Linked DNA regions of Mus musculus: region 1 is linked to region 2. Evidence: chromatin contacts called from ENCODE Hi-C or POLR2A ChIA-PET data. All regions are on one chromosome and are shown on one strand. Each heading gives the region's core, a stretch centred on a gene start or an enhancer-like site at or near the end of the contact. The rest is flanking DNA. Distances are from core to core; before and after follow the strand shown.

Region 1 (5,609 bases), core at 86-2,585, 35 kb after region 2:
CTGCTCTACAAGGATCTAAAGATCCTTTGGAACATTCTGTAAACCATTAAACAACACTGTAGATCGTCAGCCAGGGTAGGCTAGCAAGCATATGCTGCAGAATCATACAAGTGTTGGTGTTTGTGCAGTGCGAATGAGCAGTAGCCTCTGTTCGTTAACCGTGCTGCGGGGATTCAAGCATTAGTTGGAGCAGTAAGATTGGACATTGTGCAGCTTTCCAGGGGCAGGAGCTTTTTTATTTAGTATTTTATTTCCTACTCAGAGGCCACGTCAGGCTTTGAGTGTAAGCAGCGTGTCTCAGGCTGTGCTTGGAAGAGACTTGCGGATGGGGCAGGAATACTTCCTGTCTGTATTGGTAATTGCAACACATAGATAACTAGGCCAAAAAGAGCTGCTTAGAGATGATTTTTGTGGTCTTATTTAAATGTCTTTGTTAAGAAAGTTTTATATTAGAAAAGACATTACTAATTTTTTTTAGCTTGGAAATTTATTGGAAAGTCCAGATGAATAGAAATGATAGGAATTATTTATTTCTCTTGACTTAGGTTTATATTGGATAAATGTAGGGGAGTTTTCTAAGGGTAAGATGTTAAAAGGTTAATTATCAAGAGGAAATTAACCAGTTTTAGGTTAAATCATCATGACTTTATCAGTAGACCTTGTGTATCAGATTTCATGTGTAACAATGAAAATTAAAATTAGTGAGTTTTTTTATAAGATCTACTCTTTTTGGTCTAATGTATTGACATACTCATTTTTCCAATCTTGAAGCTTTTGTAGGGATTACCATATTTAGTGCCCAAGATAATTTTCCATTGTTGTAAAAGTCATAAGTGCTTAAGTTTTTAAATTCCTGGAAATATGACTATTCTTTTTTTTGGTATTTGAATCAAATGTCATCTGTGTCAATCTCTGCCCATGTAGGTTATAGGCATTTGCTGGTGACTATTCAAGACCACTCTGTGTATAGACCCACAGTAAATGCCTGATAACTCAGGAAAACTGTAATGTCAGTAAAGCTTAAGGTTTTAAATTTTAATATAGATATCAAAGCTGATTTTAATAACTTCAGTTACCAATAATAATAGGCTTTAAGTAGATTTGACACAACCTCCTTTAATGAATACCTTAGATATTAGCTTACATTCAAATACAACAATTTGCTTAAATTTAGACTATTAAACAAGGAAATGAAAAATAACAGTGGGCTGGACAGAGATGGTTAAGGGGCCAAGAGCATGGCAGATTGTGCAAAAGACCTCAGTCTGGCCAGTTTGCTACTTAGCACCCACATGGCAGTTTACAGACATCTCTACCTCCAGCTCCAGGCGATCCAGTGCCCTCTTCTGGCTTACTCAGGCACTGAATGCATATGGAGCACTTGTGTATGCAGGCAGAAACATACATACACATTAAAAAAGAGAAGTCTCTTTATTCTTTTAATTTTTTTTTCTTTTATGAGCACACTGTGGCTGTCTTCAGACACACCAGAAAAGGAAATCATATCCCTTTACAGATGGTTATGAGTCACCATGTGGTTGCTGGGAGTTGACCTTAGGACCTCTGGAAGAGCATTCAGTACTCTTGACCATTGAGCCATCGCTTCAGCCCCGAAATCTCTATTTAAGAAGTCTTAATGAGTTTTTAAAAGTCGTTACTACTTCAGCCTAAAACATAAACAACACTAAATTCACATAATGAGACTAATAAGATTTATACATTTGTTCACATAAATTTAGCTACATTTTAAAAATAGTTATTGTGTAGAGGTGTTCTATCTGTATGAATGTCTTTGCACTACTTGCATGCCTGGTATCTGTGGAGGCCAGAAGGCGGGAGTCAGAATCCCCTGGAACTGGGAATCAAATCCAGGTCCTCTGGAAGAGCAGCCAGTGCTCTTAACCATGGCGCCATCTCTCCATGGTTAAAAAAAAAAAAAAAGTTTTACGTAATCATACTTTATATTAGAGGTCATATAAGAGGTTTGGGTGACGTTAAAAACTTGATGATAACCAGCTGGTGATGGTGCATGCCTTTAATCTTAGCACCTGGGAGGCAAAGGCAGGAGGATTTCTGTGAATTTGAGGTCAGCCTGGTCTACAAACAGGGTTACATAGAGAGCCCTTGTCTTGAAACACACACACACACACACACACACACACATGCAGTATTTGCAAACAAATAATAAATAAATAAGATAAATAAATGGTCTTGATGAGAGCACGACTATCACATCTTGATTATAGTGTATGTATCATTTCAAGTGGAAAAGTAATTTATTGGGTTTACTTTAACTTTTGAAATGCAAGAGTCATAAAATTATTTTAAGTGGGATGGTTAAATTGTAAAACAGCATCTTGCAGTAAATATATCACTTCCTTTGTGTTCCTGGAAGTGTTTGGCATGTGTGTAACAGTGAGGAATGGTATTTCAGTGAGGAATGGTATTTCTGTAAATTTTAGGATCTGAGTTAACTGGTTCTCCAACTATTACTGGGTAATTCAGTGTTTGCAATCAAGTCATCTTCTTTGAATGTCACCTTGTCTCCACTCCGGCTTTGGAAAGAAACCCCCTAAGTTTCGGGTGGGAGCAGATTATGAACCGCATGAGGCATGAGAGGAGACTTAGACCCAACAGCCTGTTCTTTTTCCCAGGCACACTTGACAGCGTGTCGCCCTCTGAGAGCCAGGTCCCTGGGGTTCTGCTCTGGATCAGAAGTCTGAGTCTATCAGCTCCCTCTCCTCCTCCTCTAGCCCATTCCATTCTGTTCCCGCCTCTTCTGCCCTCAAGTTTCCTCCACTTGTCTGTCTGTCTGTCTGTCTGTCTGTCTGCGCTTACCCTTTTGTCCAGGTTGCTCAGTTGCATCTGTCACTGTGGTGTCTTGTCCTCTCATCACAACCAGAACAACTGCTGACAGTCACCAGAGACCTTTAACCAAACAACAGTGTTTCTTATCTCATCTGACACCTTAGTAGCACTCAGATGGCATGACATTACATTGGTTTTCTGGTTTACTTCCCAACTAAATGATAGAATGACCCCAAATCTCTGTGCACACCTCAGATGTCTCTTGGCTACAGACATTTATATAAAACTGTCTGGAATTTTTTTCATGTTTATAAGTACTCAAACTCAGTATGCCCACAGCTTCGATTACCTCCCTTCCTGGCCATTCCTAATCTATTTTAATAAAAGCACCACACCCAGTTGCCTAAGCCAGATACACAGAAGGCACCTTGATTGTTTTCTTGGTCTTTCCATCTGAATCCATTCAGACACAAACCCTTTGTCTTCTACCTCCTTGAATAGCTCCTTACTTTGCCCACCTCTTTACATTTTTACTCTGCCGCACTTGGTCCAGGCAATCTCTGGCTTTTCCTAGACTAGTGCATTAGCACATAACTGCTGGCCTGCCCCTCCCCCTCCCCCAGGCTGGTCTCTGCACTAGATCTGAAGCTAGTTTTTTCAAACCAGAAACTACATGTGATCCCTTTGGGAATAAATAATTTTAGGACACAAAAGAGGTGTTTTTTTTTTTTAACTTTTTACTTAAAATATTTCTAAAGCATGTTATGTAATATCTCTTTTTCAAAGCAGTGTACTTGGCATTACTTAATGTCACATTATTCCAGATTTATTTATTCAGGAAATTCACTGCTGTCAGGACCTTTGGACCTTACACAAATACTGCCTACTTAATTTTTAAAACTTATTTCTCTTTTGCTTTATAGTTAGTTATTTATGTACATTTTATTTGGGTAGAGGAGGCTCACCAGCCATGCTAGTCAGGGGCTTGAACTCTGGCTGTGAGGCTTGGTAGCAACCCGCCACCATTATCCACTGAGCCATCTCCCCACCCCTGTGTATTTAAGGCAGGAGCTCTAGAAGCCTAAGCAGAAGATGACCTTGAATTCCCCCTACCTTTACCTCCCAAGCTCTGGGATGGCAACTGTATCCTATTTCCTGCTCTACTATCTGGTTTTGTATTTGAAACTTTGTACATAGTTGGGTTTTTGTTTGTTTTTTGTTTTGTTTTGTTTTTACTTTGTAGATTGTTCATTAGCGTCTATGTTAAGTTCTCCCTCCCTCGCCCTCCCTCACCTTTTCTGGGATGTAGTGTTGCTCTGCTGCCCAGGCTGACCTTGAATTCCTGCGCTCTTGAATTCTCTTGGCTCTGCCTCCTGAGTAGCTGCGACTACAGGTGCAGGTCATTGTACCAAGCCTTTTCTTTTTCATTTTTTTAGATTTATTTCATTTTATATGTATGAGTGTGTTGCCTGAATGTATGTTTGTGCACTGTGTGCATGCTTGGCGTCTAGGGAAGTCCGAATAAGGCATCAGATCTGCTGGAACAGGACTTAGGGACACCTGGGAGACACTGTGTGGACTCTGAGAGTCAAATACTTCTGCAGGAGCAGCAAGAGTTCTTAACTGTTGAACTGTCTCTCCAGCCACTTAAAAAGTATTCTTAGGGCTAAAGAGATGGCTCAGTGGTTAAGAGCACTGACTACTCTTCCAGAGGTCCTGAGTTCAATTCCCAGCAACCACATGGTGGCTCACAACCATCTGTAATGGAATCCAACATTCTCTTCAGCTGTGTCTGAAGACAGCAACAGTGTACTCATACACAAAAAAGAAATAAATATTTAAAAAAATCTTTTTGGGTGCTAGAGAAGAGATAGCTGAGCAGTTAAGAGCACTGACTGCTCTTCCCGAGGGCCAAGGATCAATCCCAGCACCCATGTGGGGCTCACAGCTCTGTAACTCCGGTTCCAGGGATCAACACCCTTGCAGACATACATGCAGGCGAAACACCAGTGCACATTTAACAAGTACTAAATACATTTTAAAACATATTCTTAAAATATTTTTCTTTTTAAATTGAAGTCGTTATTAACTATTCCACCGAGGCACTGTAATGTGTCTGTTGTATTGGAACAGAACATCTGCCAGCAGTAAAGTAAACCTTTTCTCATCACTGTTGGAATCACCCTCTGTTAGGGTGTGAGCAGGGGAAGCCGACTAATCCAAATCACTTTTTGCTTGTTTTTACAGACTTGTTGGTTTTCTTTTTTTTTTCTTTTTTTTTTTAAATTAGGTATTTTCCTCATTTACATTTTCAATGCTATCCCAAAAGTCCCCCATACCCACCCCCCCAATCCCCTACCCACCCACTCCCCCTTTTTGGCCCTGGTGTTCCCCTGTACTGGGGCATATAAAGTTTTCGTGTCCAATGGGCCTCTCTTTCCAGTGATGGCCAACTAGGCCATCTTTTGATACATATGCAGCTAGAGACAAGAGCTCCGGGGTACTGGTTAGTTCATATTGTTGTTCTACCTATAGGGTTGCAGATCCCTTTAGCTCCTTGGGTACTTTCTCTAGCTCCTCCATTGGGGGCCGTGTGACCCATCCAATAGCTGACTGTGAGCATCCACTTCTGTGTTTGCTAGGCCCCAGCATAGTCTCACAAGAGAGAGCTATATCTGGGTCCTTTCAGCAAAATCTTGCTAGTGTATGCAATGGTGTCAGCATTTGGAAGCTGATTATGGGATGGATCCCTGCATATGGCAATCACTAGATGGTCCATCCTTTCGTCACAGCTCCAAATT
Region 2 (5,444 bases), core at 1,560-4,059:
GAAGGCTTTTTCATTCTCTCTTCTGAAAATCTATTCCAAACAAGAGCCAGGGATGTCAAATAAAACCAAGAAGCCTCAAAATGTTAGCCACGGATGTTAGTTTTTAGGCATAGCATTTTGTAAAATCACAGAAAAACAAATAGGAAAGCTCTCTAGAATTAAGATGGATGGGGCTAAGAGTAGTAGTTCACTGGAGGTCACCTGCCTGTCATGCTGCCCAAGGGTCTGCATTCATTTGCAGCAAACCAAAGCTTAAATCATGATTCATCTATCCCAGATAGCCATGGAATGTGCTTTAGAAACTACTTCTGAGGGCCCTAATGTTTTTCTCAGGAAAAAAAAAAAAGGTAACAAAATGAACACATCTGCATTTTTTCTCACATCTGCATTTTTTCTCACATCTGTATCTTTAGAAGAAAAGTCACTTAAAAACACAGTCTCAATCCCATGAACACAGAATAAACTTTATTATCTATTTTGGTGGAGAGACTGTAAGAGATTTTTATTTTTCATTACTTTTCAAATGCACACTGGCATATATATAAAACTTGATAGTGGAATGATATGTGGGCGATTACCACCAGGGAGAATCAGCAGTATACATATAATTTTCTTTTTTCTTTCTTTCTTTCTTTTTTTTTTTTTTTTGGTTTTTGTTTTTTTCCAGATAGGGTTTCTCTGTGTAGCCCTGGCTGTTCTGGAACTCACTCTATAGATCAGGCTGGCCTCAAACTCAAAAATTTACCTGCCTTTGCTTCCCAAGTGCTAGAATTAAAGGTGTGCGCCACTACTGCCTGGCTAATTTTCTTAAAAAATAAAACTACAACAGAAAGCCAAAATTCTTCCTGCCTAAATACTCACTAATCAGACCTTTCTCAAGAGACTTTTAAATCAGAGTGGTGAACAAAATCAAGAAAATGTTAAGATTCTGACTTAAGACACTGAGTGTTAAAAAGTCTAAGAATCAAAGCTGGGTGGGCATGGTGTGCTGTGGAGCTGAAGCAGGGACGGCAGTTCAAGGTCATGAGCTTGGACTACCAAAATCCTGTCTCCAAAAACCAGAGTCCAGAAAGGAGGAGCCCAGAATGGGTGAGCTTGAATATTAGGGATGCTTTTTATCTGTGGCTTTCTCTAGGGTATAACATCAGGAAGCTAATTAAACCGACTCATTTGAAAGCTTGAACTAACAAAACATCTTCAACAACCAGTCACGTAGCCTAGTATTTGGCTCTAGTCTACAGAAAATCTCAGCACACACCTGTCCCAAGTCACAAGATTTCAAAAGACACAGGACTCACCTCTGTGATACTTTGGGTTGTCATGGAGGTGTCTGTTGTCTTCAGCACAACTCTAGAAAAACAAACAAAAATCCTCAACTGTTTACTCAACCATTTTCTAGTTTTGTGCATCACCAAAACTAAGCAGATTTTAAAAAGATAGACATGACTTAGTAAAACTACCAAAATACACTTCACAATCTTAACAAATTTTGAAAAAACAAAAACAACAAATATTAACTAGTTGATATGGCGTTAGTTCAGACGTACTCAACTGTGCAATTTACTGGGGTTAACATTTCACATTTTAATTTAGGGCATAAGCTGTTGCCCAATTGTTAAGTTTTGTGTCATTTAACAAGACAATGTGCTGACGACAGAATCCATGTCTATCTGGTCCAGAAAACCCTTTCATCTAAGAAACTGTCGTTCCTTCCTGAAGCATTAATACTTTCTTCGAAAAAATAGTATAGTATTCGCCTCATGCAGTGACAAGAGTCGCTTGTCTAAGGTCATAGTGGCAGCAGCGTCTGTCCTGGCAGGCACATTCCTCAGCATTCCGAAAGCCGGGGCTTCCACGTTTCCTCCAAGCTTCACAGTTGGAGGAAATAACTCTTCTTCCCCACGCAAGACGTTTCTAGAAACCACACCTCCTCCGTCTTTTACCAAGGTGGCTGCCACCTTGGGCCCCTGGTGTCTGCAGACCGCAACCCAGCTTCCGAAATGCAATGTCAAAGGGAGACAGAGCTATGCCGGGAGGAAGGGGGGGGGGTGTCAGTAAAATCCCGCCATCCCGAGTGAAGGGGCGCAAAGGGCCGCTTACTCACCTACACGTGCGCCCCCGACCTCGCCCCCTTCCTCCACGCCCCCCCAGCCACGCTCCGCCGCCGGCGGACAGCGGCTCCCATGGCCGCCCTCGCTTCCGGTGCTCCCAGCGCTGCGCCACCCCCGAGGCCACCCGACACCGGGAGCCTCCGACAGACCTCTCGGACGACTCCGTGACTCCTCCACCCTTCGCTAGGCGTTGTCCTGGAGGGAAGGGTAAGCCGGTGCCACACTGAAATAAACCTACCCGAGAGAGTCCGCGTCCTTCCCTCCAGACACAGAAAATGGGATAGAGCTGCGGGCTGCTGCTGCCGGGACAAAATGGCGCCGGGGAACCGGTTAGGCGCAGGCGCCTGGGGAAGAGCCGGCTCCGCCCCCGTGAAAAACCCTGGCTGCAGTTCTGGATTCCGTTTCCATGGGACACGCCACCGCCCAATCCTCGTGCGGAACTGCTCTTCCTGACCCCTTGTTCTCCAATCAGTGTTCAGTCAAGCACATCCGGAGTCGGCTCCTCCAATCAAATTTTTGGGCTCTCTTACTCAATCCTCTATCCTCCAATAACGTGCGTGTTCGGATACAGCCAATCAGAAGTGGAAGCTATCCTACCTGCTGTTTTCCGCACCAATCATGGAAGTTTCCCAGCTACATCCAATGAGAAAGGCAGACAGCGAGCTCCAATCCGAAGCTATTCGGCGTCATGAGCAGCCAATAGGAGTTCGTGTAGAAGCGAGTCTGCTCAACAGCTTGTTATTTGGTGGATTGTGGCAGTAAATCGGGGCGAGTGGGGGAACCCGGCGCAGGAACTGCCGCTGCGGCCGGGAGCGGTGCTGCCCGGACGGGGACCCACGGCGATCAGTGGGGCGGCAGACTGGAGAGCTGACAGCGCTCTGCACCCGCAGTAGGTAGGTAGTCAGCGGGGGCCGCTGAATGGGCAAAGCGGCGGGAGCAGCTGCTGCCGCGATGGGGTCCCGGTGCAGTTGGGAGCTCCGCAGGCTGAGAGGGGGATGCAGGGCGGGCTGTGCCCGGGGCGCCGGGCAGCGATCGGGTCCTGGAGTCGCGGCGGCAACTGCGGGCACGACCGCCTCCGCCGCCTCCCCGGGAAAATGGCTGTGGGGCTGGCCGCGCCGCTAAGTTTGCTTTGGAGGAGCGGGCTGCCGGGAGAACCGGCCCCCAACTCTGCTGTGCTTCTTTGGCGAGGACCCGCTGCTGGACCGCGGAGATCGGGGTGCCCGCGCCTCTCCGGGCTGTACAAAAAGTTGAGGCGGGCGCGGGAGGAGACGGCCGCTGCGGCGGTGCGGCTCGCTCCCCTCCCACACCCTGTCCTGCCGCCTCCCCGCCCCGCGCCTCCCCCGCCGGGTCCCCCCGCGCCGGCCGCCGCCGCAGGCCGCCGCCCCTGCCCCCCGGGTGAAGGAGCGCTTCTCCTTCCTGACATGGTGCAGAGCGGAGGCAGGAGAGCAATGGCGCCGTGACACTCCGTTGCCGCCGCCGCGGGCCGGGCCGGGGCGGGCCAAGGGGGCCGAGCGGCGGAGGCGGGGCGCGCGCTAGAGTCGGGGCCCGGCGGGGCGCGGACCCGGGAGGCCGGGGCGCAGGGGGCTGCGAGTGGCCGACGAGGCGGGGGCGCGGTGGGCCGGCCGGCCGGGCAGGGGCGGGACGCGCTGCCCTTTGGCGCGCGTGGGGCTCACTGCCCGCCAGGCTTTGGCTGCCCGACGGGGGTCTGTCCCGGGGGCCGCGGAGCTCGGCCCCTCCCCGCCTGCATTTGTTTACTTTCTTTCCGGGTCTCACCCCGCCTTGGACTGATCCTCTGCCTCTCTTTTCCCTGCTTTGGCTCTAGCGCCCGGGAAGAGAACTCGAGGAAGCTGGAACCCCACAGGTCACCAGTCAAGATGAAGGTAAGTGGAGCCAACTCTTCTTCTTAGCCTTGTGCCCCGGACGCTGCCAGTCCGGAGGCTGCAGTTGTGGAATGGCAGCTTTTTGTTACTTAGAATTGATTTCTTTACTAAGAAGCACTTTAAGGAAAATGACATGTGAATGGGTGAGGGGTGTGTGTGTGTGTGTGTGCGTGTTCGAATGTGTGTGTGTGTGTGTGTGTATAAATGCAGGCGGTCCAACACTCTCTAGCAGTTAGCACTTTGAGAAGATCGGTGCAGTCTTTCGATTTTCAAACACTTCAGTGTCAAAAACACCTTTCAAGAAGAAAAGCTTTTGTCCTGCTTTGGTTTTTGCAAGGTTTTTTTGTTTTGCTTTGCTTTTGCTTTCTTTAAAACCTATACTTCCCCCTTTCCACTACCAATGCCATTTTCTAAAAGACATGTTATGTAGCTTGAGTAAGAGAGATAGTTCTGTATATTTTTGGGGAAAGAAAGTAAACTAAGGTGATGACAATATTTAGATTGATTAGTTCAGTCTTCATAATATATATCTTAAAACGTGGATTCTATGTGTAGCTTTTGAAGCTTCCTAATCTTACAAACATCAGTGGCAGCCTGCTTGAAGGGAAAGAAAGCTTTCATAACATTCCTCAGAATTCGGTAGGATACTGTGGCTCTTGTTTGTTTCTGGTCAGATACTTACCAAAAAGTATTCCTCTTCATTTTTTATTCTTTTTAAGTAGACTGACATTTAAACGTGCATGATTAACGTTGTACTTAGTGTTCGGTGTGTGTGTGCGTGTGTGTAAATAGAAAATATATAGTTGTTTTTGTTTCGGTTATTTTGAAACAGTATACTTTACCCGGGCTAGCCTGGAACTCACGATGTAGACTCTCAAGGCTGACCTTGAACTCCCTTGACGTCCTCCTGCGTCTGCCCAAGTGCTGGCAGGATGAGCATGCTATACCATTGCCTGACTCGGTTTAAGTATATTACTTTCTGAAATTCTCAAACTTCCTCTTATATATTTTTTTTTATTTTGGAGTGACACAACTTCCTTTAATATAACTTGGGAAAATGAAAATTTGTTTCCTACTTAAAATATTTAAAGTTAACATTGATATCTTTGTACATATAATGTTGAATTGGTTGCATGATACATACAGCTTTTGAATTAGGTAACATCACAGACTGAAATAGCAGTTGTCTGTTACTCTCAAGATTAAAATGATGTATAAATGGAAGTTTCTTACATATTTCAATGTATAATTCTGATCATGACTATTTCCTGTAAATGGGTGTTTTCTTTCTTTTCTTTCTTTCTTTCTTTCTTTCTTTCTTTCTTTTTTTAATTGTTTTGTTTTCCATGATATCTCTATGTAACAGAGAACATGCTGGCATAGAATTTAAAGAGATCTTGTTGCCTCTGCCTCCACCTCCTACCATGCCCAGCTACTAATGTCTAAATAAAAA

What was found. A loop is a pair of places that touch in the nucleus more often than their neighbours do. ChIA-PET counts read pairs that join two places held with the same protein, here RNA polymerase II (POLR2A).
Region 1: a loop to region 2 is called in a map of gastrocnemius, with 1.9 times the contacts of the local background. The contact joins the enhancer-like site here to the promoter of Arid4a in region 2. A Hi-C loop is called at or near these places in 8 of 37 maps with a recorded cell type or tissue (gastrocnemius, heart and left cerebral cortex). POLR2A ChIA-PET finds 5 or more read pairs at or near these places in 4 of 5 experiments (Patski and embryonic stem cell).

Annotation. Positions count from the first base shown.
Region 1 is chr12:71,049,851-71,055,459 of GRCm38, forward strand. All of the region lies in intron 11 of Arid4a (AT rich interactive domain 4A (RBP1-like)), which reads left to right. Among named protein-coding and RNA genes, the nearest start is that of Arid4a, 37 kb to the left of the region's middle. Within about 2 kb of position 1,336, at least 1 of the 3 ENCODE cell types and tissues checked has a DNase peak (open chromatin) inside an H3K27ac peak, as active enhancers do; it is gastrocnemius, where a contact is called at or near this core.
Region 2 is chr12:71,013,158-71,018,601 of GRCm38, forward strand. It overlaps Arid4a (AT rich interactive domain 4A (RBP1-like)), which reads left to right and starts at 2,810. Exons shown (of 24, transcript NM_001081195.1): 1 at 2,810-3,004; 2 at 3,934-3,991. The coding sequence starts at 3,986. 3110056K07Rik (RIKEN cDNA 3110056K07 gene) reads right to left here and starts at 2,666. Exons shown (of 4, transcript NR_045055.1): 1 at 2,350-2,666; 2 at 1,299-1,350.